4 separate regions of the Homo sapiens genome follow, and regions 2, 3 and 4 are each linked to region 1. A link is an interaction called in ENCODE POLR2A ChIA-PET data of the cell type or tissue named here. Cell type or tissue: Panc1. All regions are shown on one strand.

Region 1 (8,000 bases):
ATGGTCTCAATCTCCTGACCTCATGACCCACCTGCCTTTGCCTCCCAAAGTGCTGGGATTACAGGCGTGAGCCACCATGCCCGGCCCTTTTTTTTTTTTTTTTTTTTTTTAATAGAGACGGGGTCTCCCTACATTGCTCAGGTTGGTCTCAAACTCCTGGGCTCAAGGAATCCTCCCATCTTGGGGTCCCAAAGTGCTGAGATTACAGGCGTGAGCCATGGAGCCCCACCTCATTAACACTGAAAGCATTTAGCATTGCAATGTGATAAAAAGGTTTGTTGAATGAATAACCCTAATACCCAAGAAAAGTTAAATTACTTGGTAATTTGATAAGAGGACAAATGTGTGATACATTTCAAAAAGTGATGATCTTCGGTTACCTGGTATGAATGTTTTTCTTAGAAACTTGGATTAAGAAATGTCACCAGGCGCGGTGGCTCACGCCTGTAATCCCAGCACTTTGGGAGGCCTAGGCGGGCGGATCACGAGGTCAGGAGATCGAGACCATCGTGGCTAATATGGTGAAACCTCGTCTCTACTAAAAATACAAAAAAAAAATTAGCTGGGTGTGTGGTGGCAGGCGCCTGTAGTCCCAGCTACTCAGGAGGCTGAGGCAGGAAAATGGCATGAACCCGCAAGGCAGAGCTTGCAGTGAGCCGAGATCATGCCACTGCACTCCAGCCTGGGCAACAGAGCGAGACTCTGACTCAAAAAAAAAAAAAAGAAATGTCAAAGTAGGCCAGGAGCAATGGCTCATGCCTGTAATCCCAGCACTTTGGGAGGCCGAGGTGGGTGGATCACGAGGTCAGGAGTTCAAGACCAGCCTGGCCAACATGGTGAAACCCCATCTCTCCTAAAAATACAAAATATTAGCCAGGTGTGGTGGTGTGCGCTTGTAATCCCAGCTACTCAGGAGGCTGAGGCAGGAGAATTGCTTGAACCTGGGAGGCGGAGGTTGCAGTGAGCCGAGTTTGTGCCACCGTACTCCAGCCTGGGTGACAGAGCAAGACTCTGTCTCAAAAAAAAAGAAATGTCAGAGTAGGCAGGGGGCAGTGACACACGTCTGTAATCCCAATACTTTGGGAGTTCCAGGTGGGCGGATCACCTGAGTTCAGGAGTTCGAGACCAGCCTGGCCAACATAGTGAAACCCTGTCTCTAGTAAAAATACAAAAAAATTAGCCAGGCATGGTGGTGCGCACCTGTAGTCCCAGCTACTTGGGAGGCTGAGGCAGGAGAATCACTTGAACCTGGGAAGCATAGGTTGCAGCGAGCCGAGATAGCACCATTGCACTCCAGCCTGGGCAACAAGATTGATACTGCATCTCAAAAAAAAGAAAAAAATGACAGAGTAATGTGTTTAATGGTTAATAATACTCTAATTTTGCCAAGACCCAAATTGATGATACAAAACCAAAGTTCTCAAATCAGATTAAGTCTTGCTGGAAAGGTTGGGAGAGGGAGGAAGTCTTGGAGCTTCTTCACTTTTATATAAAATTATCTCTTTTTTTTTGAGATGGGGGTCTCACTATGTTGCCCAGGCTGGAGTGCAGTGTCGCAGATATTGGCTCACTGCAACCTCCATCTCCTAGGCTCAAGCAATCCTCCCACCTCAGCTTCCTGAGTAGCCTCCTGCAATGGTGCAATCTTAGCTCACTACAACCTCTACCTCCTGGGCTCAAGCCATCCTCCCATCTTAGCCTTCCCAGTAGCTGGGAATACAGACATATACCACCATGCCTGGCTAATTTTTGTATTTTTGTAGAAACAGGGTTTCACCATGTTGCCCAAGCTGGTCTCCAACTCCTGGACTCATGTAATGCCCCCATATCAGCATTCCAAAGTGCTGGGATTATAGGCGCAAGCCACCATGCCCAGCCTGTAAAATTATCCTTGTTCAGGTCAGAAACAGATGAGGCCATAGATATGATATAACAGGCTCACAAATGACAAAAGGAATCTTTATTTTGATTTCTTTTTCATCTCTGCTTTTTTTTTAAGCAACCCACATTGTCTAGAATTTAAAAAACATCCTCAACATTATTTGCCCTATATTACTTTTTCAAGGGCATTATACTAAACAGACTCTGCTCACAAAATGTATGAGAGGAACAAATTATTGAATGGATTGGATAGGATAACATTGACATTAGTCAATAGTAAACAAAAATAATAATATCATGTATATATAGGGCTAATTTTGTGCCAGGCATTGTTCTCAATGCTTCTTTCTTATATTAGTCTACTTAATTCTCAAAACAATCCTAGGATATAATCCCCATTGTTAGTAGTAGTATCCCTTTTATGGATGAGGAAACTGATGTAAAGAGATTAAATAACTTGCCCAATGACAGCTAGTGAGTGGCAAACACAAGATTCCCAGCCTGGCTCCAGTGGCAATATGCAATATTCTCTTTTTTTTTGAGATGGAGTTACACTCTTGTTGCCCAGGCTGGAGCGCAATGGTGCAATCTCAGCTCACCGCAACCTCCGCCTCCTGGGTTCAAGTGATTCTTTTGTCCCAGCCTCCCAAATAGGTGGGATTACAGGCCACCACACCCAGCTAATTTTGTATTTTCAGTAGAAACCGAGTTTCTCCATGTTGGTCAGGCTGGTCTTGAACTTCCAACCTCAGGTGATCTGCCCGCCTTGGCCTCCCTAAGTGCTGGGATTATAGGAGTGAGCCACCGCGCCCGGACTAATTTTTTTGTATTTTTAGTAGAGGCCGGGTTTCATCTTGTTGGCCAGCCTGGTCTCAGGTGATCTACAGGCCTTGGCCTCCCAAAGTGCAGGGATTACAGGTGTAAGCCACCACACCCAGCCAAAATCCTATGTTTTGATGCAGTCCACTGAAATTAGTTTTGATCCCACTCCACCATGGAATGATTTCCTAGTTGCCAAACCCAAACCCAGAGGATTTTTTTCAGCCCTAATTTTTTTTTCTTCTTTTTTATTTTTCTTTTTTTGTTGAGACAGGGTCTCACAACGTCAGCCAGCATGGAGTACAATGGTGCAATCTTAGCTCTCTGCAACCTCTACCTCCTGGGCTCAAGCCATATTCCCATCTCAGCTTCCCCAGTAGCTGGGACTACTGGCACATGCCACACCTGGCTAATTGTGTGTCTGTGTGTGTGTGTGTGTGTGTGTTTATTTTTTTACATATTTTTTAGAGACAAGGTTTCACCACGTTGCCCAGGCTGGTATTGAACTCCTGGGCTCAAGTTATCCACCCACCTCGGCTTCCCAAAGTGTTGGGATTACTGGGCTGGCCGTGCCCAGCCCAGCCCTTTTTACTTATTTTATTATTTATTTATTTATTTATTTTTTATTATTATTTTTGAGACGGAGTCTCGCTCTGTCACCAGGCTGGAGTGCAGTGGCACGATCTCAGCTCATTGAAACCTCCGCCTTCCAGGTTCACGCCATTCTCCTGCCTCAGCCTCCTGAGTAGCTGGGACTACAGGCGCCCGCCACCACGCCCAGCTAATTTTTGTATTTTTAGTAGAGACGGGGTTTCACCATGTTGGCCAGGATGGTCTAGATCGCTTGACCTCATGATCTGCCCACCTCGGCCTCCCAGAGTGCTGGGATTACAGGCGTGAGCCACCGTGCCCAGCCTATTTTATTTTATATATTTATTTTATTTTTTTAGAGAGTCTCACTCTGTCGCCCAAGCTGGAGTGCAGTGGCGCTATCTCGGCTCACTGCAAGCTCCGCCTCTCGGATTTACGCCATTCTCCTGCCTCAGCCTCCCAAGTAGCTGGGACTACAGGCGCCCGCCACCACGCCCGGCTAATTTTTTGTATTGTTAGTAGAGACCGGGTTTCACTGTGTTAGTCAGGATGGTCTCGATCTCCTGACCTCGTGATCCGCCCGCCTTGGCCTCCCATAGTGCTGGGATTACAGGCGTGAGCCACCGCGCCCAGCTAATTTTTGTATTTTTAGTAGAGACGGGGTTTCACCATGTTAGCTAGGCTGGTCTCGAACTCCTGACCTCAGGTGATCCACCTGCCTCGGCCTCCGAAAGTACTGGGATTACAGGCGTGAGCCACCGCTCCCAGCCTACCCTAAGAATTTCTATTCACATTTCATAGCTGAGGTCTCTCAGCTTCCTTCAAGGTGGACAATTCTGTATCTCTAGGTGACCCAATTTTATCCCCTCGTCTTTCGTGCACCCAGTTTATGCTAACCAGGAACCATCACATTATTGCATTGTTTGTTCACCTGGACCTTAAAAGGAAGGTTCTTAGTCTTATTTATCTTATTATTGAGTCTCCTCAATGCCCTGCTAAAGTACTGGTTACATTAGTTTATTTCATTTTAATAGGTTTAAATGATAAAGATCCTGTCTAGGTTGCTAATCTGTGCAATCGCCTGGGAGCTTGCAATCTCACTACTTCGAGAGAAAAACCTTATTTTGGCTCTAAAGAGGGCTCCTGACTTCGCCACGCTCACCTTCAGTGGTGCTTCACCGCACTACCACTTCCCTAACCACCGCCCCTATGGCTGTCACCTAGATCAAGGACCTATCTAAGGAGAAAGCCCAAGGACAGGCAAAGACAGGCCACGCACTTTCAACAGGAACTCGGCCCCTTTCCTAAACGTAGTTCCTCTGATTACCCTGTCCAACGGACGTCGCTATGATCCAATTAAGTTTTGAGGCTCAGAGTGACGCCCTCTAACCTCACACTGTCCAATAAAAAAAGGAGTTTCAGATTAGCACCAGTTTTGACCAATGGATGAGAAGATCAGCGTGTATTAACCTGTAGAAGCAGCACAGAGAATGATGAGCAGCCAGTTCACCCAATGGACCTGCCTACTGCAGCGTAGGCCTCGCCTCAACGGCAGGAGAGCAGGCGGCTGCGGTTGCTGCAGCCTTCAGTCTCCACCCGGACTACGCCATGTTGGGGTTTGTGGGTCGGGTGGCCGCTGCTCCGGCCTCCGGGGCCTTGCGGAGACTCACCCCTTCAGCGTCGCTGCCCCCAGCTCAGCTCTTACTGCGGGCCGCTCCGACGGCGGTCCATCCTGGTAAGTGCTTTTCTCTAGGAGCTAACGTTCCATTTTGCCGCCCCATGACCTTGAGCCGGGGAACGATGGTAGCTCGGGCCTAAGGGATCCGTGGTGTTAAAAGGATGCCTGGAGCCGCGTCTTGCTCTCTAATGGCTGGAGAACAAGAATGGGACACCCATAGGAGGTTTCTTCGACCCAGCTCTGTCCCATTTTGTATAAAGTCCTTTGTGTGACGGAAAAGGTGCGGGCAGGTGCGTTGACCTTCCGGTTGAATAGGGGTACTGAACTCTCGAAAAATGGGGTCTTGTGCATGCGGATGGGAAGGCTGTGCAGGCGCTTTATCGATCGCTGCGCGGCCTTCCCTCTTGGACACGCGTTCCGTACAAGCGGAAAGAGGCCTGACTTCGGCTGAGTTTTCCTCTCCTTGTGTGTTAAGTCCTGGCTTCCGATGACCTTTAACTGGCCTGACCCCAGCTCCTTCCAATATCTTTTGTCTGTTAGTCAGGGACTATGCGGCGCAAACATCTCCTTCGCCAAAAGCAGGCGCCGCCACCGGGCGCATCGTGGCGGTCATTGGCGCAGTGGTGGACGTCCAGTTTGATGAGGGACTACCACCAATTCTAAATGCCCTGGAAGTGCAAGGCAGGGAGACCAGACTGGTTTTGGAGGTGGCCCAGCATTTGGGTAAGTAGAGTTTGTTAGGAATAGTAAAGACCTTGTGTAGCCCAAATATCCCCAAAACCAAGCTGTCTGCCTTCTATGATGATTTTATCAAAATGACTTTCGTTCTTCTGAGTTTGCTGAAGCCACATTTAGGTACTGAGAAGGAGTCTTGGTCGATTTAGGTCTTGATACCAATTTATCCTTATGTATAACCCTGCGATGCCTGTATCTAACAGGTGAGAGCACAGTAAGGACTATTGCTATGGATGGTACAGAAGGCTTGGTTAGAGGCCAGAAAGTACTGGATTCTGGTGCACCAATCAAAATTCCTGTTGGTCCTGAGACTTTGGGCAGAATCATGAATGTCATTGGAGAACCTATTGATGAAAGAGGTCCCATCAAAACCAAACAGTAAGTTGCTCTTATTGCATCTATGCACAAAGGAACTTCTGTTATTTGCAGTTTTACACATTAAGGTGACATGTTCTCCTAAAGCAGAATTTTTCTTCTGATACGTTCGATTATTAAAATCACACAGTGCAGTTTCACCTGAAGAAATTAGGATGCAGAATTTCTGATTGACAAAAGCCTACTACTTGAGGTTTTTTTTTTTGAGAGGGAGTTTCGCTCTCGACTCACTGCAACCTCCACCTCCTGGGTTCAAGTGATTCTCCTGTCTCAGCCTCCTGAGTAGCTGGGATTACAGGTGCATGCCATCATGCCCGGCTAATTTTTGTATTTTTAGTACAGATGGGGTTTCACCATGTTGGCCAGGCTGGTCTCGAACTCCTGATTTTGGGTGATTCCCCCCCCACCTCGGCCCCCCAAAGTGCTGGGATAACAGGCATGAGCCACTGCGCCTGGCTAGTTGAGTATTTTTAAGACTCGGTCTTATGGCTTAGGTTTAGGAGTCTCCAAAACTTGTAGGTTTTTGTATTTGCTATTGCTATGTGAGGGAATGCTGTTAGGTTAAGGCTCAGTAAAATGAAAAATTTATGACAGTTAAAGTCAGGGAATGGGATTATTGTTTCCTAAGATAATAATTTTCTTTATTGCAGAAAGTTGGGTTAGATCCTAGATGATAGTTTATCTGATTTATGTAAGAAAGGGGAGGTAAGACTGTGGTTCCTCAGGTAAAGGGATGGACTTGAGAGTTGATAGGGAGGGATATATAAGATTATCATTTGCTTTCAACAAGGTGAATAGATACTATCCTCTCTTCTACCTTTACAGATTTGCTCCCATTCATGCTGAGGCTCCAGAGTTCATGGAAATGAGTGTTGAGCAGGAAATTCTGGTGACTGGTATCAAGGTTGTCGATCTGCTAGCTCCCTATGCCAAGGGTGGCAAAATTGGTATGTTATTAAGGGGTACATATTTTCCAAACCTAATATGGGAGGAAAAACTCATACAATGTTATGAGTGGATATTGACATCTATTCCTCACTGATGAGTACGTTCTGACTTTCGTTCTTCTGAGTTTGCTGAAGCCAGATGCAATTTCTGAGAAGGAATAGGATGGAAGGAAGCAATTACTTTTTTTGAAGTTTGCTTATTTAGGAAAGCAGAACTCTTAAATATTCTTTCTTTTCAACCTCTTATAGGGCTTTTTGGTGGTGCTGGAGTTGGCAAGACTGTACTGATCATGGAGTTAATCAACAATGTCGCCAAAGCCCATGGTGGTTACTCTGTGTTTGCTGGTGTTGGTGAGAGGACCCGTGAAGGCAATGATTTATACCATGAAATGATTGAATCTGGTGTTATCAACTTAAAAGATGCCACCTCTAAGGTAAGCATTGAGCTAATTGATGTCCACGTGGTAGTTACGCCAGGAAACTATTGCCAACTGAAGCCATGTTCTATATTTTCTATTTAATTTTTTTTTCTTTTTAAGAAAATGTTAATATTTTCATTTTCGTGTCCCAGGGCCTACAAAGGAAACCTGTTAGTGTTTTCCCCCCCAACTTCCAATACACAAATGGACATTTTCTTTCCTCTTTGATACTGACATTAAATAACATTTCCAGGTTTTCTTTTTGGTAGATAGTCCCATCATTTGAAAGCTAATTTTGGGAGGGCTGGATTGGACGTGGTACATATGTTTCAGTTAAGCCTATTTTGTACTTTTCACTTAACTTGAATAGGTTTTTATTTCCTTTCTACTATAGTTTTGCCTTACTAATATAAGAAGCTGTCTTTTTTTTTTGAACTGCATCTCTAATAGGGAAAAGAAACTTGCACACAAAAACGCTGACACCTTCTGAGAAAGGATCTGTGGTCGTTTCTCCGATTTGGGAACCTTCAGTATGTGGCTTCTCTACTCCTTTGT
Region 2 (8,000 bases), 110 kb after region 1:
CTATCTCAAAAAAAAAAAAAAAAGGTGACTCTCAGTACTTTTTTTTTTTTGAGACAGAGTCTTGCTCTGTTGCCCAGGCTGAAGAGTAATGGCATGATCCCAGCTCACAGCAATCTCTGCCTCCTGGATTCAAGTGATTCTCCTTCCTCAGCCTCCCAGGTAGCTGGGATTACAGGCGCCTGCCACCACGCCCAGCTAATTTTTTCGTATTTTTAGTAGCGATGAGGTTTCACCATGTTGGCCAGGCTGGTCTCGAACTCCTGACGTCAGGTGATCCACCCGCCTCGGCCTCCCAAAGTGTTGGGATTACAGGCGTGAGCCACTGCGCCCGGCCTTCATGGACAGTTTGAAATGAAGTATGGGGCTGGGTGTGGTGGCTCATGCCTGTAATCCCAACACTTAGAGAAACCAAGGCAGGAGAATCATTGAGGCCAGGAGTTTGAGACCAGCCTGGGAAACACAGTGAGATACTGTCTCTATATAAAATTTTTCAAAAAAGAAATTTGGAGGCTGAGACAGGAGAATTGCTTGAACCCAGGAGGCGGAGGTTGCAGTGAGCTAAGATTGTATCATTGCACCCCAGCCTGGGTGACAGAGTGAGACTTCATCTCAATAAATAAATAAATAAATAAATAAAAATAATAAAAAGAAATGAAATATGGGATGGTTAAAAAATAAATAAAGAGGCCAGGTATGGTGGCTCACGGCTATAATCCCAACACTTCGGGAGACAGAGATGGGAGGACTGCTTGAGCCCAGGAGTTTGAGACCATCCTGGGCAACACAGGGAGACCCTGCCTCTACAAAAAAATTTTAAAATTAGCCTAACATAGTGGTGTGCACCTATAGTCCTAGCTACTCAGGAGGCTGACCTGTGAGGATCACTTGAGCCGAGGAGGTTGAGGCTGCAGTGAGCCAAGATCGGGCCACTGCACTCCAGCCTAGGCAACACAGTGAAACCCTGAATAAAAAAAAAAAAAAAGAAAAACAAGAAAAAAAAAAAAGGAAACACAGGGACAGTCAATGGTTTTCGTTAACTATAAGCCCCATTTTTAAAAAAAAAAAACCCATACTTTAAATATGCTCAAATCAGTAGTCTAAAATGACACCAAAAAACAGGTAAAGGGATTTAGTTTACCATTTTACCTGAATCATCAAAAAGTCTACTAGAGCCAGGTGCGGTGGCTCATGCCTGTAATCACAGAATTTTGGGAGGCCAAGGTGGGAAGATCCCTTGAGCCCAGGAGTTTGACATCAGCCTGGGCAACATGGCGAAACTCTGTCTCTACAAAAAAAAAGAAAGAAAAATGCAAAAATTAGCTGGGCATGGTGGCATGTGCCCGTAAGTAGTCCCAGCTACTCTGGATGCTGAGGTGGGAGGATCACCTGAGTCCACAGAGGTTGAGGCTGTAGTGAGTGGTGATCATGCTACTGCACTCCACCAGGATGACAGTGAGACCCTGTCTCAAAAAAAATAAATCTACTAGATTTAAGCATTGATCTAATAAGTGAAAATGGAACCCAATCAAGAGAATCTTGTATCATCTTTTAAAATTTTTTATGTTTATTTTATTTTTTGACTCTTGCTTCTCTCTGGATTGTTATCATCTTAGGGAAAAACACTTATTCCCTACTCCAGATGTTTCTTTCAATGTAGACAGCCAAGCGTTTAGCATATCACCCCTCCCTTCTTAGTGACTAGAAGAAAAACACAGCTCCTTCTTTCCTATTTTGAGATCCAGCTAGCTGCAGAGAGTATACACTCAGCTTTGCTACTCTGAACTGGTCAAATTTTACATGGGTAAGTGCCCACACGAAGAAGTGCATAGGTTTTTGTTTGGTTTTTAAGTACTGCTTGTATTTAGGTGGATAAATCTGTCTAATTCTGGATTCAGTATTAGAACATCTACTAGCCCACAAATATAAGCTATCTTCTTGAATATTAGTTTTATTAGTAGTAAGTGTTACTTTATTTCTGTCAAACTTTTTCGTATTTCTCAACTGGATTGAAGTAAGAGGAGTGCTTCCAATTGAAACCCTCAAACCCCAACAATCTTTAAGAGCTATGCAAATATTATTTTTGGTAATTGAAATAGTGGGGTAAAGGTTAGAGTACAGCCCTACCAGTTTGCAAATCCTATTATTTGTAAAATAATAATTTAATAGTAATTCAATTTGAGTTAAAGTAAATCAATTTCATTCCTAATTAATGTCTTCATTTTACAAATGAGGGAAAATCAGATTCACTTTTTATATAACTAACTTAATTTTTCACTGTTCATTCAGCAACTGAATAGGCAAGGAATCAATGTTTACTCAATTTTTTAAAAAGTATTTTTCTTGACTATAAATCCCATTAACCAACAGAAAATGGTTAAAACACTGGCTCAAAAGTCGCAGAGACTTAGCGGTTTTGGGGTTTTTTTTTTTTTTTGAGTCAAGGTCTCACTCTGCTGCCCAGGCTGGAGTGTAGTGGCACAATCATGGTTCGCTGTAGCCCCAAATTCCTGGGCTCAAGTAATCTTCCCACCTCAGCCTCCCGAGTAGCTGCGACTACAGGTGCATGCTACCACACCTGGCTAATATTTGAGTTTTTTGTAGAGACTTAGTCTTGCCATGTTACCTAGTCTGGTCTTGAACTCTTGGGTTCAAGTGATCCTCCTGCCTTGACCTCCCAAAGTGCTGGGATTACAGGCATGAGCCACCAAGCCCAGCCAATATTTAGGTTTAATTCTACCATTGTCTTGTATTAGCTGTGTGACTTTGGATAAGTTGCTTGACCTCACCTATAAAATGGGGACAGTTAACAACACCTATGAAATAGGACTGTTGTGGGGATTAAAATAAATGCAGGTAGCCAGGTGTGGTTATTCTTGCCTATAATCCCAGCTACTCTGAAGACTGAGGTGGGAGGATCACTTGAAGCCAGGAGTTCGAGATCAGTCTGGGCAACATAGTGAGACCTTGTCTCTATAAAAAACAGTTTTTTAAAAATCAGCTGGGTGTGTTAGTGTACACCTGTAGTCCCGGCTACATGGAAGGCTAAGGCAGGAGGATCACCTGAGCTCAGGTGTTTGAGGCTGCAGTGAGCTATGATCACACCACTCCACTCCAGCCTGGGACAGAAAGTGAGATCCCCTTTTGCAATAAATAAATAAATATATACATATATGTAAATACAAATAAATACATAAATACATACATACATACATGTAAAACTCTTATCATGCTGCCTGAAACATAAAAGGAGCTGACATCTATTCATTCAATAAATATTCAATGCCCACTTTAGAGTACTAGGTACTACGTTAGGTACCAAGGACAAAATGCTTAGCTAAACCAGACATGGCTCTGGCCCTAATAAAATTTTCAGGAGTATTTAGTGGGGAGAGAGACATTAATCAAATAATCATAAAATAATTTAATAATTACCCACTGTGATAAATGGGCTACCAAAAAAAAGACAAAAAGAAGGCTGTGGCCTATTTTCATTAGACTAGTCAGAAAGATGACATTTAAGTATGAAAGACTTCAAGGATGAGAAGAAACTAGCCATTCGGAGAATGAAAGAGATCATTCCAGAAAGAGGGAGCACACGGTTAAAAGCTATAAGGTGGGACTTTGGAAGGAATAGAAGGCCAGTGAAGCTGGAATGTAATGAAGCATCCGGCCTCTCAGTTTTTAGAAGGTTTATGTGAGTTAAATTTTATAAAGGGCTTAGAACAGTAACTGGTATGCTCAGGAGGCTGAGGGAGGAGAATCACTTGAACCTGGGAGGCAGAGGTTGCAGTGAGCCGAGATCACGCCATTGCACTCCAGTCTGGGCAACAAGAGCGAACGAAACTCCATCTCAAAAAAAATAAAAGAACAGTAACTGGTATGTAAAAATACTGTCTATTATATAAAATAAAACTAAGAAAACAAGGTAATTATTAACTCCAGGGAAAACAAAAATTGAACAAAGGAACTATTATCATAGCATATTATATAGCTTAGCTAGAAATAATACTTATAAAATCATAATAATATAAATACTGAATACTGGTTTAACTAAAAATCATGACACAACTTATACACAGAAGGTGGGAAGAAAGGGGAAGCTGGAACATAAGGGCACGGGGTTTAAGAGAAATAAATCTTTACCCTCTATAACAGAAAGGCAATATCTGATTTGCTGAATCAATACACAAACATAGACTTATAGAATTGCTGAATTCTGGCTGGGCGCAGTGGCTCACGCCTGTAATCCTAGTACTTTGGGAGGCTGAGGTGGGTGAATCACTTGAGTTCAGGAGTTCCAGACCAGCCTGGCCAACATGGTGAAACCTCATCTCTACTAAAAATACAAAAAGTTAGCTGGGCGTGGTGGTGTGCACGTGTAATCCCAGCTACTTGCGTGGCTGAGGCAGGAGAATTGTTTGAACCTGGGAGGCGGAGGTTGCAGTAAGCCGAGATTGCGCCACCGCACTCCAGCCTGGGCACCAGAGCAAGACTCTGTCTCAAAAAAAAAAAAAAAAAAGAATTTCTGAATTTTATATAACTAACAACGAATGATTTGAAAAGGAAATTAAAACTGTTCCATTTCTAATAGCACCAAAAATAATAATATGCTTAAGAATAAGGTTAACCAAGGAGGCAAAAGACTTGTACAGTGAAAGCCAAAAACATTACTAAAAGAAATTGCAGAAGACACAAATATATGGAAAGACACTCCATGCTCATGGATTGGAAGCATTAACATTGTTAAGATATCAGGGCCAGGTGCGGTGGCTCACGCCTGTAATCCCAGCACTTTGGGAGGCCAAGGCGGGTGGATCACGAGGTCAGGAGTTCAAGACCAGCCTGGCCAAGATGGTGAAACCGTATCTCTACTAAAAATACAAAAATTAGCCGGGCTTGGTGGCAGGCGCCTGTAATCCCAGCTACTCAGGAGGCTGAAGCAGAGAATTGCTTGTACCCGGGAGGCGGAGGTTGCAGTAAGCTGAGATCACTGCACTCCAGCCTGGGTGACAGAGTGAGACAGCCTGAGACTCCGTCTCAGAAAAAAAAAAAAAAAAAAAAAAAAAAAGATATCAGTACTACTCAAAGCAATCTGCAGATTCAGTGTAATCCATATCAAAATCCCAAAAATGGGCTAGGTGTAGTGGCTCATGCCTGTAATCTGCAGATTCAATGTAATCCCTATCAAAATCCCAAAGATGGGCCGGGTGTGGTGGCTCATGCCTGTAATTCCAGGCACTTTGGGAGACTGAGGTGGGTGGATCACATGAGGCCAGGAGTTCGACACCAGCCTGGCCAACATGGCAAAACCCCATCTCTACTAAAAATACAAAAATTAGCTGGGCATGGTGGTGCACGTCTGTAATCCCAGCTACCCGGGAGGCTGAGGCAGGAGAGTCACTTGAACCCAAGAGGTGGAGGTTGCAATGAGCCGAGATCATGCCATTGCACTCCAGCCTGGGCAAAAAGAGCAAAACTCTGTCTCAAATAAATAAATAAATAAATAAATAAAATAAAATAAGCAAAGGACTTGAATAGACTTATCTCCAAAGAAGATTTACAAATGACATTTCACAAATGTGAAAAGACGTTCAACATCACTAATCATTAGAGAAACAGAAATCAAAACCATGGGATACCACCTCACACCCATCAGGATGGCTACTTATAAAAAAAAAAAAAAAAAGGCAGAAAACAACAAGTGTTGGTAAGGATGCAGAGAAATTGGAACCCTTGTGCAGTGTTGAAAACAGGACAGTGGTTCCTGAAAAAGTTAAAAATAGACTTGCCATATGATGTAGCAATTCCACTTCTGGGTATATACCCAAAAGAATTGAAAGCAGTGTCTCAAAGGGACACTTGAATGTATTTGTACACTCAAGTTCATAGCAACATTATTCACAACAGCCAAAAGGCAGAAGCAACCCAAGTATCCATCAATGGGAAAATGAATAAACAAATATGTGCTATATGTTGTACATACAATGAAACATTATTCAGGGTGAAAGGCAAGGAAACACTGACACAAGCTACAACATAGGTGAACCACGAGGACATTACACCAAGTGAAATAAGACAGTCACAAAAATATTGTATGATTCCACTTACATAAGGTACATAGGATAGTCAAATTCATCGAGACAGAAAGTAGAACAGTGGTTGCCAGAGGCTGGAGGGAGAGGAGAATGTGGAGTTGTTTAATGGGTATAGAGTTTCAGTTTTGTAAGATGAAAAGAATTCTGGAGATGGGTTGCACAACAATGTAAATGCACTTAATGCTACTAAACTGTATACTAAAATGTTCAAGATGAGCCAGGCAAGGTGGGCGCCTCACGCCTGTAATCCCAGCACTTTGGGAGGCTGAGGTGAGTGGACTGCTTGAGGTCAGGAGTTCAAGGCCAGCCTGACCAACCTGGTGAAAACTCGTCTCTACTAAAAATACAAAAATTAGCCAGGTGTGATGGCAGGTGCCCGTAATCCCAGCTACTTGGGAGGCTGTGGCAGGAGAATCACTTGAACCTGGGAGGCGGAGGTTGCAGTGAGCCAAGATCATGCCACTGCACTCCAGCCTGCACAACAGAGCAAGACTCCGTCTCAAAAAAAAAAAAAAAAGTTCAAGATGGTAAATTTTATGTTATGTATATTTGTCACAATTAAAAATAAAAATAGGCCAGGTGCAGTGGCTCATGCCTGTAAACTCAGCACTTTGGGAGGCCAAGGGGGGCAGATCATGAGGTCAGGAGTTCAAGACCAGCCTGGCCAGCATGGTGAAACCCCGTCTCCACTGAAAATACAAAAAATTAGCCAGGCATGGTGGCAAACGCCTGTAGTCCCAGCTACTAGGAAGGCTGAGGCAGGATAATTGCTTGAACCCACCAGGTGGAGGTTGCAGTGAGCCAAGATCACGCCACTGCACTCCAGCCTGGGAGACAGAGTGAGACTCCATCTCAAACAAACAAACAAAAAAAAAAAAGAAAGAAGGAGAGAAGGAGAGAAAGAGAGAAAAGAAAGAAGGAAGGAAGGAAGGAAGGAAGGAAAAGATCTTACTAAGAAAAAGAGTAGGAGGTAAGGAAACAGAGACTCTATATGGACTACTCTTTCAAGAAGCTCAGGCCAGGCATGGTGGCTCATGCTTGTGATCCCAGCACTTTGGGAGGCTGAGGTGGGAGGATTACTTGAGTCCAGGAGTTCAAGAACAGCCTGGGTAACATGGTGAAACCCTATCACTACAAAAATACAAAAATTAGCCGGGCAGAACTCCTGACCTCAGGTACTCTGCCTGCCTCGCCCTTCCAGAGTGCTGGGATTTTTTTTTTTTTTTTTTTTTTTTTTTTGAGACAGAGTTTCACTCTTGTCACCCAGGCTGGAGTGCAATGGCGTGATCTCAGCTCACTGCAAAATCCACCTCCCAGGTTCAAGTGATTCTCCTGTTTCAGCCTCCCGAGTAGCTGGGATTACGGTGTGCGCCACCACGCCCAGCTAATTTTTGTATTTTTAATAGAGACAGGGTTTCGCCATGTTGGCTAGGCTAGCCTCAAACTTCTGACCTCAGGTGATCCACCCACCTGCCTTGGCCTCCCAAAGTGCTAGGATTACAGGTGTTAGCCACCACACCAGGACAATCGTTAACCTTAATGATCATTTACTATGTGCCAGGCATTCATTACTAACAGCTCAATAAAGTAGATACTAGTAGTATGCCATTAGATATGGAGTTATGGGGGGAAAAGAAGGTCAAGGATAATATTAAGGTTTTTGGTCTGAGCATATGGAAGAATGAAGTTGCCATTTACTGAGACAGAGAACAGTTTTGGCAGGGCAGGGAGGAGAAGAGCAGGCAGGAGCTCTGTTTAAATATGTTAAGTTTGAAATGTCTAATAAATGTCTAAATGGAGGTGTCAGGTGTAATGTTAAATATATAAATCTAAAATACAGGAGGGCAGTCCAAGTTGAGAGTTCCAGTCCAAGTTGAGAGTTCCGTCATACGGGTGCTATTCAAA
Region 3 (8,000 bases), 140 kb after region 1:
AGTGAGACTCCATCTCAAAAAAAATAAAAGGTTTAGGCCAGGAGCGGTGGCTCACACCTGTAATCCCAAGATTTTGGGAGGACAAAGTGGGAGGATCACTTGAGCCCAGGAGTTTGAGACCAGGCTGGACAACATGGTGAGAACCTGTCTTTTAAAAGTAAAATAAGTTATAAAATAAAATAAAATACATAAAATAAAAAAGGTTTATACCCCATGACCAAGTGGGATTTATTCCAGGAATGCAAAGCTAATTAAATGTTCAAAAATTGGCCAGGCACAGTGGCTCACGCCTGTAATCCTAGCACTTTGGGAGGCCGAGGCGGGCAGATCATGAGGTCAGGAGATCAAGACCATCCTGGCTAACACGGTGAAACCCCGTCTCTACTAAAAATACAAAAATTAGCCAGGCGTGGTGGCAGGCGCCTGTAGTCCCAGCTACTTGGGAGGCTGAGGCAGGAGAATGGCATGAACCCGGGAGGTGGAGCTTGCAGTGAGCTGAGATCGCGCCACTGCACTCCAGCCTGGGCAACAGAGCAAGACTCTGTCTCAAAAAAAAAAAAAAAAATCAAGTAACACAATATGCCATGTTAAAACAGAACAACCAGCTGGGCACAGTGGCTCACGCCTGTAATCCCAGTATTTTGGGAGGCGGAGATGGGCGAGATGGCTTGAGCCCAGGAGTTCAAGACAAGCCTGGGCAACATGGTGAGACCCTGTCTCTACAAAAAATACAAAAATTAGCTGGCATTCAAGCAACTCCTGGACTCAGTATCTTTTTTATGGCTGGGCACAGTGACTCATGCCTGTAATCCCAGCACTTTGGGAGGCCAAGGCGGGTGGATCACGAGATCAGGAGTTCAAGACCAGCCTGGCCAAGATGGTGAAACCCCGTCTCTACTAAATATACAAAAAAATTAGCCAGGCGTGGTGGTGGGCACCTGTAATTTCAGCTACTCAGGAGGCTGAAGCAGTGAATTTCTTGAACTTGGGAGGCAGAGGTTGCAGTAAGCAGAGATCACACCATTGCACTCCTGCCTGGGCGACAGAGTCAGACTCCATCTCAAAAAAAAAAAGATCTTTTTTATATCTTTTTTATTAATCCTTTTAACGTTTAAAAACATCTTATTGGACAACAAGGCCTCCAATAAAATATATAACAGAAGCTGTGATACCAAGCCTGTTCCTGATAAACTCTATCAGGTTTTAGACATTCCTTTTCTTCTTTTCTTTCTTTTTTTTTTTTGAGATGGAGTCTTACTCGGTCGCCAGGCTGGAGTACAGTGGCATGATCTCGGCTCACTGCAACCTCCACCTCCCAGATTCAAGCGATTCTCCTGCTCAGCCTCCCGAGTAGCTGGGACTACAGGCACGTGCCACCACGCCCAGCTAATTTTTGTATTTTTAGTAGAGACGGAGTTTCACCATGTTGGCCAGGATGGTCTCGATCTCTTGACCTCATGATCCACCTGCCTCAGCCTCCCAAAGTGCTGAGATTACAGGTGTGAGTCACTGTGCCCAGCACTTCTTTTCTTTTTGAGACAGAGTTTCCCTCTGTCACCCAGGCTGGAGTGCAGTGGCCACAACCTCGGCTTACTGCAACCTCTGCCTGCCGGGCTCAAGCAATTCTCATGCCTCAGTGTCCTGAGTAGCTAGGATTACAGGTATGCGCCAACGTGCCCAGCTAATTTTTATATTTTTAGTAGAGATGGGGTTTCTCCACGTTGGCCAGCTGGTCTCCAAGTCCTGTCCTCAAGTGATCTGCTGGTCTTGGCCTCCAAAAGTGCTTGGATTATAGGCATATGCCATGATGCCTGGTCTAGACATTCCTTTTCTTGTCTCATTTGCTAAGAGCTTTGAAAATATTTGCTTGAAAGACATTTATCAAATAATTTTTCTACAATGACTTGAGAGGATCATATAGATTTTTCTCTCTTAATCTGTTGATGTGGTGCGACTACATGTTTTCTAATATTACACCATTCTAGCATCTTTGGGATAAACACGACTTTGCCACGTGTGTGTGTTCAATTTTCTAATATTTTATGACTTTTGCATTTATTTCTTTATATAAAATTGGTCTATATCTTACTTTTCTTATACTGTCCTTGTCTAGTTCTGGGTTTAAAGTTTACAATAGCTTCACAAAACAAGTTGTGAAGTGTTCCTTCTCTTTTTATTTCTTGGAAAATCTGTTCTTTGAAGACTGAAGTCTTCAAAGTACTGCCACATAAAAGTACTTCAATAGTACTTCGCATAAAATCTGTATATATTTTTTTCTATGTCAGTATTTAAAGTACAAAATCTCTAATCTCATCAAAATCTCAGTATTTCCCAGCATTCCTACAACACTCTAGAGTTAGTGCCCTCTCCTAGTCTTTACTATAGCTGTTCTAAACATTTACCACTCTAAGTTTTCTACCTCATTATTTCACTCTGCATTCTTAGCATATCATATTTATCTGCTATCTTCAACCTTGATATCTCTACTGGCTTTCCTCCTCCACATGTGGATACATGATGACCTTTTAAAAAGACAAGATAGGGCCAGAAGTGGTGGCTCACCCCTGTAATCCCAGCACTTTGGGAGGCTGAGGTGGGTGGATCATGAAGTCAGGAGTTCGAGACCAGCCTGGCCAGTATGGTGAAATCCCATCTCTACTAAAAATACAAAAATTAGCCGGGCGTGGTGGTGCTCGCCTGTAGTTCCAGCTACTCAAGAGGCTGAGGCAGAAGAATCGCTTGAACCCGGGAGGTGGAGGTTGCAGTGAGCCGAGATGGTGCTACTGCACTCTGGAGCAACAGAGCGAGACTCCGTCTCAAAAAAAAAAATTAAAATTAAAAGAGAGATGAAAACATACATAAAAAACAAATAAACAAAAGCCCTTCCCTGTACCCTATGTTCTTCTGTAGATATTCTTAGTTTTCCCCATAATCAAGAGTAATCTACATTTGCTAACTGTATGTCCTCATCTCTCATTTGTTTTTCTCCACTCACTTTTAATTGTATTCCAAGTTATGTTAGAGTTGGGAAATTACTACTGGGTTATATTTATTTTTTATTTTATTTTATTTTATTTTTTTTGAGACAGAGTCTCGCTCTGTCGCCCAGGCTGGAGTGCAGTGGCGCCATCTAGGCTCACTGCAAGCTCCGCCTCCCAGGTTCATGCCATTCTCCTGCCTCAGCCTCCCGAGTAGCTGGGACTACAGGCGCCCGCCACCACGGCCGGCTAATTTTTTGTATTTTTAGTAGAAACGGGGTTTCACCGTGTTAGCCAGGATGGTCTTGATCTCCTCACCTCGTGATCCGCCCATCTCGGCCTCCCAAAGTGCTGGGATTACAGGTGTGAGCCACCGCGCCTGGCCACTGGGTTATATTTAAAAAGCAACATAATCAGATTTGCATTTCTGCAAGACCACTTGTGGCTATACTGTAACGAATGGAAGGGAGTAAAACTGATGGGAGACCTAAATTAAGAAGCCTCACTAAGATAGTAGCAATGGGAATGAGAAGTGGATGGATTTGAGTCCCATTATCGGATGTAAAGGATATGGAAGCAGGAGAAATAAAGGATCACATGTGAACCTCTAGCTGAACAATGGATTTTTTTGTCATTGTAGAGATGGTAAGTCTCCAGCCTGAGCAACGTGGCAAAACGCTGTCTCTAAAAAAAATACAAAAAATTAGCTGGGCGTGGTGGTGTACACCTGTACTCCCAGCTACCCAGGAGTCTGAGGTGGAAAGATCACCTAACCCCTTGGAGGTCGAGGCTGCAGTAAGCCATGATGGCGCCACTGCACTCCAGCCTGGGTGGCAGAGTGAGACCCGGTCTCAAAAAAAGAAAAAAAAAAGAAGAAAAGAAAAAAGAAAGCTGACCTGACCACATAAAGAGAAAACATTTCTACATGGCAAACAAATCCACAAATGGAAAACCAAAGTCAAATGATAAACTAGCAGGGAGGGGAGAATGTATGCAACTCATTTCATAAAGAGCTAATTTCCAAAAAGTTCCAGCCGGGCGCAGTGGCTCACGCCTGTAATCCCAGCACTTTGGGAGGCCAAGGCGGGTGGATCACGAGGTGAGGAGATCGAGATCATCCTGGCTAACACGGTGAAACCCCGTCTCTACTAAAAATACAAAAAAAAAAAAAAAAATAGTCGGGCGTGGTGGTGGGCGCCTGGAGTCCCAGCTACTCGGGAGGCTGAGGCAGGAGAATGGCGTGAACCCGGGAGGCGGAGCTTGCAGTGAGCCGAGATCGTACCACTGCACTCCAGCCTGGGCGACAGAGTGAGACTCCGTCTAAAAAAAAAAAAAAAAAAGAAAAAGAAAAAGAAAAGTTCCTAAAAACACATATTAAAAGCCTAATATCTGGCCAGGCACAGTGGCTCACACCTGTAATCCCAGCGCTTTGAGAGACTGAGGCAGGAGGATCACTTGACGCTAGAAATTTGAAAAACCAGCCTGGACAACACAGCAAGATCCCCTCTCCACACACACACACACACACAAAATACAAAAATTAGCTGGGTGTGGTGGCATTCACCTGCAGTCTTAACTACCTAGGAGGTTGAGGCAGGAAGATCAATTGAGTCTAGGAGTTTGAGATTACAGTGAGCTATGATCTCACCATTGCACTCTAGCCTGGGTGACAGAGCAAGACCCTGTCTCTTAAAAATATATATAATAATAATAATAATAAAACTTAAAAATTTTAATATCCAACAGATAAATGGACAAAACATAGGAATAAACACTTCATAAAAAAGGAAACACCAATGGTTCTTAAATATATAAAAGATGTTCAACCTCATTCATAATTTTTAAAAAGTGAAATAAAAACAATACTGAGATAAGTCGGGCGCGGTGGCTCATGCCTGTAATCCCAGCATTTTGGAAGGCGGGTGGATCACTTGAGGTCAGGAGTTCGAAACCAGCCTGACCAACATAGAGAAACCCCATCTCCACTAAAAATACAAAATTAGCCAGGCGTGGTGGCGCTTGCCTGAAATCCCAGCTACTCAGGAGGCCGAGGCAGGAGAACTGCTTGAACCCGGGAGGCGGAGGTTGCAGTGAGGCGAGATCTCGCCACTGCACTCCAGCCTGGGCAACAAGAGCGAAACTCCATCTCAAAAAAAAATAAATAAATAAAAATAAAAATACAATACTGAAATAGCATATTACACCTACTGGCATGGCAAGCACACAAAAAAAGTGATAACCGGCCAGCCACGGTGGCTCACGCCTGTAATCCCAGCACTTTGGGAGGCCGAGGCAGGCGGAGCACCTGAGGTCAGGAGTTCGAGACCAGCCTGGTCAACATGGCGAAACCCCATCTCTACTAAAAATACAAAAAAAAAGTTAGCCGGGTGTGGTGATACATACCTGTAATCTCAGCTACTTGGGAGGCTGAGGCAGGAGAATAACTTGAACCCGGGAAATAGAGGTTGCAGTGAGCTAAGATCGTGTCACTGCACTCCAGCCTGGGCAACAGAGAGAGACTCCATCTCAAAAAAAAAAAAAGTGATAACCAACTGAAGTGAGGGAGGAAAAACAGGCACTCTACTACATTGCTGGTAAAACTGAAAAATGGCATGACCAGTATGGACGGCAATTTGTCAACATCTTTAAAAATTACAAATATATATACTCTTTGACACATCAATTATACTTTTAGAAATTTATCCTACAGTTATATTTGCAAACTTGCAAAATGACAAGATATACAAGCTTATTTACTGCAGCACTGTCTGTAATAACTAAGGTAACCATAAAACATATATTACCCAAATTGGAATACTGTTGGAACAGAAAGAGGACAGTATTCATATACAAGCTGGGGCTGGGTGTGGTGGCTCAAGCCTGTGATTCCAGTACTTTGGGAAGCTGAGGTGGGTGGATCACTTGAGGTCAGGAGTTCGAGACCAGCCTGGTCAACATGGTGAAACTCTGTCCCCACTAAAAATACAAAAGTTAACCGGGTGTGGTGGCTCATGCCTATAGTCCCAGCTACTCAGGAGGCTGAGGCAGGAGAATTGCTTGAACTCAGGAGGTAGAGGTTGCAAGAAGACAAGATGGTGCCACTGCACTCCAGCCTGGGCAACAGAGCAAGACACCATCTCAAATTGTGGACAGCAAGCCACCCAGGCACCGAGGCAAGAGACAGAGGACACGAGCTGTTCCAGTATAATAGAATATAAAACAAGAATAGTTATACCAGATATAGATCTTAGATATGATTGTATATGAATATCATTAATCATTAGTTTGTAGCAATTTTTATTCCAATATTATGATAATCCTCGCTCTATAATCATAGCCTAGGAAAAACCACGCCATACAGAGATAGGAGCTGAGGGGACATAGTGAGGTGTGACCAGAAGACAAGAGTGCGAGCCTTCTGTTATGCCCGGACAGGGCCACCAGAGGGCTCCTTGGTCTAGCGGTGACGCCAGCGTCTGGGAAGACGCCCGTTATCAGGAGGATCGTGGTCCAGCGGTAGCAAAAGGTGTCAAGGAACAACACCCGCTACTTAGCAGACCGGGAAAGGGCGGGGCGGGGGGGGGGGTCTCCCTTTCCCCAGGGGAGTTTAGAGAAGACTCTGCTCCTCCACCTCTTGTGGAGGGCCTGACATCAGTCAGGCTTGCCCGAAGTTATCGGGAGGCCTAACCGTCTCCCTGTGATGCTGTGCTTCAGTAGTCGCACTCCTAGTCTGCCTTCATGTTCCATCCTGTACACCTGGCTCTGCCTTCCAGATAGCAGTAGTAAATTAGTGAAAATACTAATAGTCCCTGATATGCAGAAATAATGATGTAAGCTGTCTCTCTCTCTGTCTCCTCTCCCTCTCTGCCTCAGCTGCCAGGCAGGGAAGGGCCCCCTGTCCAGTGGACACGTGACCCACGTGACCTTACCTATCATTGGAGGTGACTCACATTCTTTACCCTGCCCCTTCTGCCTTGTATCCAATAAATAACAGCGCAGCCAGACATTCGGGGCCACTACCGGTGTCTGCGCATTGGTGGTAGTGGTCCCCCGGGCCCAGCTGCCTTTTCTCTTGTCTCTTTGTCTTGTGTCTTTATTTCTACACTCTCTCATCGCCGCACACAGGGAGAGACCTACCGACCCTGTGGGGCTGGTCCCTACATCTGGCGCTCCGACGTGGGGCTCTCCCTCGCTGTGTGAAGTTGCGCCCTGAGTGCGGGATCAGCGGAGGAGTTCAACGAGAGATTCCTGAGGATTGCAGTCAATAAACTTGGTGGTAAGCTTGAGCACTCAGAGTTTTCCGGGGACACCATGGGACAGGCCAGTACAAAGTATTCGGCTTATTTAAATTTTATAAAAACTCTTCTTAAAGAAGGAGGTGTTAAAGTTTCTACTGAAAAGTTAATTGAACTATTTGAGGTTGTAGATCTTCTTTGCCCTTGGTTTCCGACTCAGGGAACTCCAGAACTTAAAGATTGGGATGAGATTGGCAAACAATTCAAAATTGCTCATAAAGGGGGACATTTTATCCCACCCACCATTTGGTCAATCTGGGCTTCGGTTCGCTCTGTCTTAGACTCCTTATAGACTCAGGAGGACAATATGGAGACTGATCCCTCTTTCCTCTCCTCTGAGGAGGTCGAGGAAGCTCTCAGCTCTCTTTCCCCTGATGATACTGCACAAATTGAGAACGTAATTTCAAAGGAGGACTTCCACTCTGACATGCCTGCGCCACCGCCACCTACGCCAGAGGCCACTGCACCCCCATTGCCGCTTTATGATGATCTTTTAACTGACCTAAATGTACTTATCTCCCCAATCAGCAAAACTCAGCTGAAACATATCAACAGCCATTGCGGCCAGACCCTCCTGTCTCTCCTCACTCTTTCAACACTGCCGCCGTGCAAATAGCAGATGAGACCAGGCAGCCTGTAAACGAGTCTATAAATTACGTTTCTATGCAGCCCGGTACAGAGGCTCCGCTATATGAACAGCTTGGAAAAGAGGCTTCCAATTCTCGGC
Region 4 (8,000 bases), 160 kb after region 1:
CAGTGAGGCCGCGGCGCAGGGCAGAGAGACGCCACACAGCCACCAGCCGCAGCACCAGGATCAGTAAGGCTCCTGGGACAGGGCAGGGGACGGGCTTGCCCCCACTCCCACTGTGGTTCTCGCTAGTTCCCGAGTGCCCTTCCAAGGCAGCGCCGCTCATCTCCCCTCTCCTCGCTCACTAGCCCTCGGTGCCTTTTCCTTTGGATGTGGGGCTTTGGGTGCGCCGCGCTCGGGCGGTAATCTGCCGTCTGCCTAGGAGTGCGTTCGGGCAAGCGGGTCCTGGGGATGGCGCCTGTCCAAGGTGCGCACTTAACCCGGATCACAGATGCGCGCCGAGTGTTGCTTGGCTCACGTGTCTGAGTGCAGGGCCGGGCTCACGCCGCCAGTCCTCACCTTCCCTAGTCCTCGTGTGTATTTTAGGAGATGCGTGGATGTGGAACAGCCTCCTGCCTCCGGTCCAGGTGTACTGGGGTCTGTGTGTTGTGTTTCTGCGTGTTCTCGGCAGGTAATGTGTGATGCGCGTGTATTATTGGTGCGCAGGTACGTCCATAAGTGTTGGGTGTGTGCGTAGCAGTGCTCCCTGAACAGCAGAATGGGGGGGAATTTCCAAACTGGTTGTTGAATGGGGAGAATATTTGTAATGGAGGAAAGGTCTTTAAGACGCAGATTTCCCAAACCAGAGCCAGTCAGAGCCTTTATTTGTGCTGCCCAGGCTCCAGAATCTAAAACGTTCTCTTCCTTTGGGTGTTTCTTCCACCCAGGATGCCAAACCTTTATCTTCCCCACCGCCTAGGACACACTTGGTGGCTGAGCCTTTTTCTCTGAGACCCAGACGGTGCTGAGCAGGAAATCTTGTCCTCCCCAGAGGGCCAGCATAGACACTGTCCAAAGAGCCCCTGCTCTACTGTAGCAGGAACAGGAAATGGGCCATCTCCCTCGTCGCTGCCATCTCCCTGATGACACTCAGAAACATGGACACCATCAGTAAAGTAGCCAGACTGACACAACACTACCTCACCACTACTCGAGTCTCTGACACAACACTACCTCACCACTACTCGAGTCTCTGTCGTAAGGGACACCAATAGGTATTATTTATTATTAATGACATTATGCAGTACTTTTATTTCTTTCTTTTTTGAGACGGAGTCTCACTCTGTCACACAGGCTGGAGTGCAGTGGCACCATCTCGACTCACTGCAATCTCCACCTCCTGGGTTCAAGTAATTCTCCTGCCTCAGCCTCTCGAATAGCTGGGATTACCTCGAGTAGCTGGGATTACAGGTGCGCGCCACCACAACCCGCTACTTTTTGTAGTTTTAGTAGAGACAGGGTTTCACCGTGTTGGCCCTGCTGGTCTTGAACTCCTGACTTCAGGTGATCCGCCTGCCTCAGCCTCCCAAAGTGCTGCGATTACAGGCATGAGCCACCACGCCCGGCCCTTTTCTCTTTTTCATAGTCATGGTGTCTGCTTATCCATATTACACAGTACTTTCCCATCAGCTTCTTCTTAAAGAGACACAGAACATTTAAAGGATAAGCCCTCTCCCTCCTGTTCTAGTCTCCACCCCAACTTCCCCCCAGGTATTCACCATGGGAGAAATAATGGTGGGATACAGCAAAGGCTGAACTTCCCTCATCTGTCCGCCTTCTGCAGAGTAGGGAACTAGAGGTATCCCTGGTTCCCCACACACACACCTCCTTATCCAGTGGAGTCTGGTGATGGAAGTGTTTTTAGGGGACCTTGTTTCTTCTGCCCAGGGAACCCCCTATCATATCCTCGGACTGGTGCTCCCCAGGCAGAAAGGGTTGAGAGCACTGGAGAGTGATGTGCTCTGGCAGTGTGACACCATGATGGGGTGGGGTTCCTGTGTTTGGGGGAGGAAAGAGAGCAGCAAAGAGGAAATGCGCTGTTATTCAGGTTATTGTTTGTTTAATATTTAGCTATTTAGCTGTATTTATGACTTTTTTTTTTTTTTTTTTTTGGAGACAGAGTCTCTTTGCCGCCCAGGCTGGAGTGCAGTGGCGCAATCTCGGCTCACTGCAACCTCTGCCTCAGCTTCCTGAGTAGCTGGGATTACAGGCACCCACCACTACGACTGGCTAATTTTTGTATTTTTAATAGAGATGGGGTTTCACCATGTTGGCCAGGCTGGTCTCAAACTCATGACCTCAGATAATCCACCTGCCTCGGCCTCCCAAAGTGCTGGGATTATAGGCGTGAGCCACCGTGCCGGGCCATATTTATGACTTTAAAAGAAACACAAGAGTATCAAGAGGAAAATATCCCAACACAAAGAAATGATAAATGTTTGAGATGATGGATATACTAATTACCCTTATCTGATCACTATAATCCTGTGTATTGAAACATTGCTATGCATCCCATAAACATGTGTACAATTATGTTTCAATTAAAAAATATATAAATTTAGAGCCAGGTGCAGTGGCTCACACCTGTAATCCCAGCACTGTGGGTGGCCAAGGCAGGGGGATCACTTGAGCTCAGGAGTTCGAAACCAGCTTGGGCAGCATGGCAAAACCCTGTCTCTGCCAAAAAAAAAAAAATACAGAAATTAACCAGGCATGGTGGCGCATGCCTGTAGTCCCAGCTACTTGGGAGATTGATGTGGGAGGATCACTTGAGCCCTGTAGGTCGAGGCTGTAGTGATCCATGATTGCATCACCACACTCCAGCCTAGGCAACAGAGCAAGACCCTGTGTCAAAAATAAATAAATAAGTTTATTACTTAAAAATTTTAAAAAGAAATATCCCAGTATTAGAGATAACCAATTAATATTGTGATATATTCATATATATCCTATATATGTATATGTAATTTAACAAAAATGGGATAATAGTCATATTCTTGAACTTATCTTTTTCATTTATGAACAGCTTTTAATATCATCGAATGTGTATGACATTGTCATCTTGTCATTTTAAAAGATTCCATTGTTTGAGGTATCATAGTTTATATAACCAGTCTTCAATTTGGTTACTATATAGTCTTGTACACTTGTTCAATTATTTCATAAATTCCAAGGAAATTTTGCCCCCAGAGATAATTTGATGTCATTAATATCATGTATAGTCTTCTAGAGATATTTTATGCATAAAATACATGCTGATACTACTTTACCTTTTTTTATACAAATGGTATCCTATAAACAATGTTCCTATACCTTGCTTTTTTGGTATCATACTATACACATTGCTGTTGTACGTTGCTTGTTTTCCCTCAACATTACATTGGTGATCCATCCATATCTGAGGGATATGCAGTTTTTTTAGGCTTGTGATACATTCAGTGGTATAGCATTATTTCCTGTCTTCTGTTGGCTTCCAGGCAGAGTCCTGCCTTCAGAGTGTTCCTATGTACTTTCCTTCTTGAGTTATCCCTCAGATAGCTTTTTTCCTCCTCTCCCCCCTATAGGCATTAGCTTCATTGTGACAACCGGATTTCCCCAGAAGCAGGAAAACTCTTCTGGTATTCCCTCTTCTGGTACTCCTCCTGACTCCAAACACACACATGCCTAGTCTATGCCAAGCTGTTTGAGTATTATTTTTTAATCCATTGTTTCAATAGATAATATATTCCATATGGTTCAAAATTCAAAATATACAAAAGATAGTGAAAAGTATCCTCCCATCCCTTTTTCCTGGCACCTATGTCATCTCTGTAGAAGGAGATGAATCAATCTTACCTATTTATGTATTTATGTATTTGAGATGGAGTCTCGCTCTGTTGCCCAGGCTGGAGAGCAGTGGCGTAATCTCAGCTCACTGCAACCTCCGCCTCCTGGGTTCAAGCGATTCTCCTGCCTCAGCCTCCTGAGTAGCTGGGATTACAGGTGCGCGCCACCACACCCGGCTAATTCTTGTACTTTTAGTAGAGATGGGGTTTCACCATGTTGGTCAGGCTGGTCTCGAACTCCTTACCTCATGATCCGCCCACCTTAGGCTCCCAAAGTGCTGGGATTACAGGCATGAGCCACCATGCCCAGCCAGTCTTACCTATTTCTACCTAAATGGTCTTCTAGAAATATCCTGTGCCTGAATAAGCAAACACATATATATTTTTCCCTTTTAAACCTGTGCTTCAACCTGAGAAAACTGATATAAGAAAAAAAAGAAAAAACAAATGAAAAAATAAAGCTAGCACTAAAGAACTTACTCATGTAACCAAACACCACCTGTTCCCCAAAAACCTATTGAAATAAAAAAATAAATTTAAAAATAAAAATAAATAAAACTGGGCATGGTGGCATACACCTATAGTCCCAGCTACTAGGGAGGCTGAGGCAGAAGGATCACTTGAGCCCAGGAGTTCAAGGCCAGCTTGAGCAATACAGCTAAACCCCATCTCTAAAAACAAACAAACAAACATAAATACTACCACACGCTTCTTTTAGTTAATATTATACTGTTCTACAGCACGCTTCTTTTAGTTAATATTATATCTTAGAGATAATTCCATATCAATTCTTAGAGCACACCCCAATTTCTTTTTTTTACACTGCATAATATTGCATTATATGAATATACCATAATTAATCAGTTCCCTATTGTTGCACATCAAGTTGTTTCTAATCTTACTATTACTAACAGTGTGATGAGGGCCGGGCGCGGTGGCTCACTCCTGTAATCCCAGCACTTTGGGAGGGGGAGGCAGGCGGATCACAAGGTCAGGAGTTCGAGACCAGCCTGGCCAACATGGTGAAACCCTGTCTCTACTAAAAATACAAAAATTAGCTGGGCGTGGTGGCACGTGCCTGTAATCCCAGCTACTTGGGAGGCTGAGGCAGGAGAATCACTTGAACCCAGGAGGCAGAGGCTACAGTGAGCCGAGATCACACCATTGCACTCCAGCCTGGGTGACACAGCAAGACTCCGTCTCAAAAAAAAAAAAAAAGAAAGAAAAAGAAAAAAGAAAAAACAACAATGTGATGAATAATTGTAAATATGTTATTTTTGAGGTGTGTGAGTATACCTGTAGAATAAATCACTGAAAGTCAAATTACTGGGTCAAAGATCTTTGAAGGGTCTTAATCGCAACTAGCTGTCATATTTGGAAATAATCTGATAAAATAACTCTGCTTGGCTGGGTGCGGTGGCTCACGCCTATAATCCCAGCACTCTGGGAGGCTGAGGTGGGAGGATCACTTGAGTCCAGGAGTTTGAGATCGGCCTAGGCAACATAGTGAGACCCCTTTTCTACTTAAAAAAACAATAACTCTTCTAAATATTTTAACATATTAATGGAAATCTTGAAAACTAAGAAGTCTTCAGTACCTGGAATTTTAGGTGTTATAAGCCAGAGAGATACTTTGGGACACAGGGACCTTGCTAGCAATACAACTTAGTAATTCTTATCGAAGACCCACTGTGTGCTAGGGACTTTGCTGAGGGCTAGGAAGACAAAGATGTATAAAACACAAAGACCTAACTGTGGAGCAAGGGAGATTCTTCTGTCAGTAAGATGGTGTGTTGTGTCAAACCGGCAGCATAAGCAATATCTGGAGGTTTGGGGAAGCCTTTACAGAGTTGGTGACATTTGATCTGGACTTTGAAGAATGAGCAGGACCATACTAAGCAAAGGTCCTTCTATGCAGAAGTTACAGCATAAGCAAAGGCCAGGAAGCCTCACAGTTCCTGGCCCATTTTGGGGAACCATCTATATTGCCTGTTATATCTGGAGTGTGGGCATGATGGGGAATAGGAAAGTTAAGTGGGCAGGTTTTATTTATTTTACTTTATTTTTTTTTTAAACAAAGTCTCACTCTGTCACCCAGGCTGGAGTGCAGTGGCACAATCTCGACTGACTATAACCTCCACCTCCCAGGCTCAGGCAATTCTCCTGCCTCAGCTTCCCAAGTAGCTGAGATTACAGAAGCCCACCACCACACCTGGCTAATTTTTGTATTTTTAGTAGAGACGGGGTTTTACCATGTTGGTCAGTCTGGTCTCGAACTCCTGACCTCAGGTGATCTGCCCGCCTTGGCCTCCCAAAGTGCTGGGATTACAGGTGTGAACCACCATGCCCGGCCAATTGGCAGGTTTTAAAGAGCTTTTGATGTCCTACCAAGTTTTTGTTTGTTTGTTTTGAGATGGAGTTTTGCTCTTTTTGCCCAGGCTGGAGTGTAATGGCGTGATCTCGGCTCACTGCAACCTCTGACTCCTGGGTTCAAGCAATTCTCTTGCCTCAGCTTCTGGAGTAGCTGGGATTACAGGCAGATGCCACTATGCCCGGTTAATTTTGTATTTTTTAATAGAGACAGGGTTTCACCATGTTGGCCAGGCTGGTCTCAAACTCCTAACCTCAGGTGATCCGCCTGCCTCAGCCTCCCAAAGTGCTGGGATTACAGGTGTGAGTCACCATGCCCAGCCTACTTCTTATTTCAAGTGCTTATTCTGTAGGCACTGGGGAGCTACCAAACGTTTTTGAGTAGAGAAATTACATTTGAGTTTAGAAAGATCACTGGCACATTTTGACTGGGCGTGGTGGCTCATACCTGTAATCCCAGCACTTTGGGAGACTGAGGCAGGCGGATCACGAGGTAAGGCGTTCGAGACCAGCCTGACCGAAATGGTGAAACCCCGTCTCTACTAAAAATACAAAAAAATTAGCCAGGCGTGGTGGTGCACACCTGTAATCCCAGCTACTCAGGAGGCTGAGGCAGGAGAATCGCTTGAACCCAGGAGGCGGAGGTTGCAGTGAGCCGAGATCGCGCCATTGCGCTCCAGCCTGGGCGACAGAACCAGACTCCGTCTCAAAAAAAAAAAAAAAAAAAAAAAAGATCACTGGCACATTTTAGAAGGTGGATTGAGGCAACAAGAGCAAAACTCTGTCTCAAAAAAAAAAAAGATGGATTGAAAGTCAAGAGAGTGTAGTGGCAATTAGGTAATAGGGAATAAGGAGCTGATGATAAACATGATTTATTGAACATTTACTTTGTGTCAGGCAGTTTTTCACAGAATATTATCTTAAGCCTCACATCACCCAGGTGAAGTAGACATTACTACCCTTGTATTACAGATAGGAAGCAAGTTCAGCAATATTAAGCGACCTGCTCAAGATCACACAGCTATTAAGGGGCAAACTCTGGTCTACTACACCATGCTGGCACAGGGAAAAGGAGGAGAGGGTGGATTTGAGACATTATGAGGCAGATTCATCCAATGTTGGTGACCAACTAAGCATGGACTTAAGGTGTGGCAACTATCAAAATGATGCCACATTTCCAGCTTGGCACCCAGGTGGGTGGTAATGCTGTTAACCCAGGTGGGAAACAAGAGGAGAAGAAGAGGGAAGGAAGTGAGATGACTCAGGTTTGGACATATTTTTCAGTGCTTGTGGGGAACCTATAGGTGGAAGTGTGAGAAGGGAGCTAAAAATAAAGATCTGAAGGTCAGGAGTAAAAGCTAGAGAAAAGATCTACAACTTCTTAGGACAGACATGAAAGTTAGATTTATAGGGATAGATCAGATGGCTTAAGGAGGAGGCATAGAATGAGGACACTCACCTACTTATAAGCCCATGTTGCAGAAGGAGGAGCAGGTAGCAGTTCTCAGGCCCCACTTTCCTCCCCATTCTCTGCCCCCAAACAGTGATTCATCAGAAAGTGGCATGCTGTCCCGCCTGGGTGATTTGCTCTTTTACACTATTGCTGAAGGACAGGAACGAATCCCTATCCACAAGTTCACCACTGTAAGTTGCCCTCTACCTGTTCAGGATCCTAATTCCTTAAGATCTCTGAAAAGTGGGGAAAGGAGGGTATGACAAGTGCAGGGCAGCTAATGGGTTGCTACATGAGGGTGAAGCATACAGATGGATGAGAATCCAGATGTCTAGGCTGACAAGACAAGCCCATCCCTGCCCCAGGGTCAGAAGATTAAACCCTCTGGAAAAAGGACAGGAAACCCTTGTTAGCCTTCAGAGCTACTCCATCCCCTCCTTTCTTATTCTCCAAACCCATTTGTTCCACCTATTGTAGTG

Evidence for each region. Peaks named below come from ENCODE experiments on the same cell type or tissue, not always from the same donor. Only the 100,000 strongest peaks of a DNase experiment are listed, where the experiment ranks them.
Region 2: POLR2A ChIA-PET joins it to region 1 with 5 read pairs; 24 of 35 experiments call an interaction of 5 or more read pairs at or near these places.
Region 3: POLR2A ChIA-PET joins it to region 1 with 5 read pairs; 16 of 35 experiments call an interaction of 5 or more read pairs at or near these places.
Region 4: POLR2A ChIA-PET joins it to region 1 with 8 read pairs; 11 of 35 experiments call an interaction of 5 or more read pairs at or near these places.

Annotation. Positions count from the first base shown.
Region 1 is chr12:56,642,863-56,650,862 of GRCh38, reverse strand. It overlaps ATP5F1B (ATP synthase F1 subunit beta), which reads left to right and starts at 4,879. Exons shown (of 10, transcript NM_001686.4): 1 at 4,879-5,026; 2 at 5,510-5,692; 3 at 5,908-6,082; 4 at 6,905-7,026; 5 at 7,276-7,460. The coding sequence starts at 4,900. It overlaps SNORD59B (small nucleolar RNA, C/D box 59B), which reads left to right and starts at 7,109; the gene lies at 7,109-7,183. It overlaps SNORD59A (small nucleolar RNA, C/D box 59A), which reads left to right and starts at 5,762; the gene lies at 5,762-5,836. RefSeq lists enhancers at 4,362-5,070, 4,792-5,121, 5,071-5,781. In Panc1, no CTCF peak of the experiment used is centred here; a DNase peak (open chromatin) is centred at 4,722; H3K4me3 peaks cover 2,999 bases; H3K27ac peaks cover 2,928 bases.
Region 2 is chr12:56,535,535-56,543,534 of GRCh38, reverse strand. All of the region lies in intron 1 of RBMS2 (RNA binding motif single stranded interacting protein 2), which reads right to left. Among named protein-coding and RNA genes, the nearest start is that of RBMS2, 18 kb to the right of the region's middle. In Panc1, no CTCF peak of the experiment used is centred here; no DNase peak of the experiment used is centred here.
Region 3 is chr12:56,499,847-56,507,846 of GRCh38, reverse strand. No RefSeq gene overlaps it. Among named protein-coding and RNA genes, the nearest start is that of SNORA105C, 9.0 kb to the left of the region's middle. In Panc1, CTCF peaks have their summits at 6,201 and 6,414 (motif pointing right); no DNase peak of the experiment used is centred here.
Region 4 is chr12:56,480,000-56,487,999 of GRCh38, reverse strand. GLS2 (glutaminase 2) reads left to right here. Exons shown (of 18, transcript NM_013267.4): 1 at 1-63; 2 at 7,613-7,712. It overlaps LOC124902944 (a long non-coding RNA gene), which reads right to left and starts at 1,160. Exons shown (of 2, transcript XR_007063331.1): 1 at 1,048-1,160; 2 at 668-1,013. RefSeq lists an enhancer at 83-302. In Panc1, no CTCF peak of the experiment used is centred here; no DNase peak of the experiment used is centred here; H3K4me3 peaks cover 697 bases.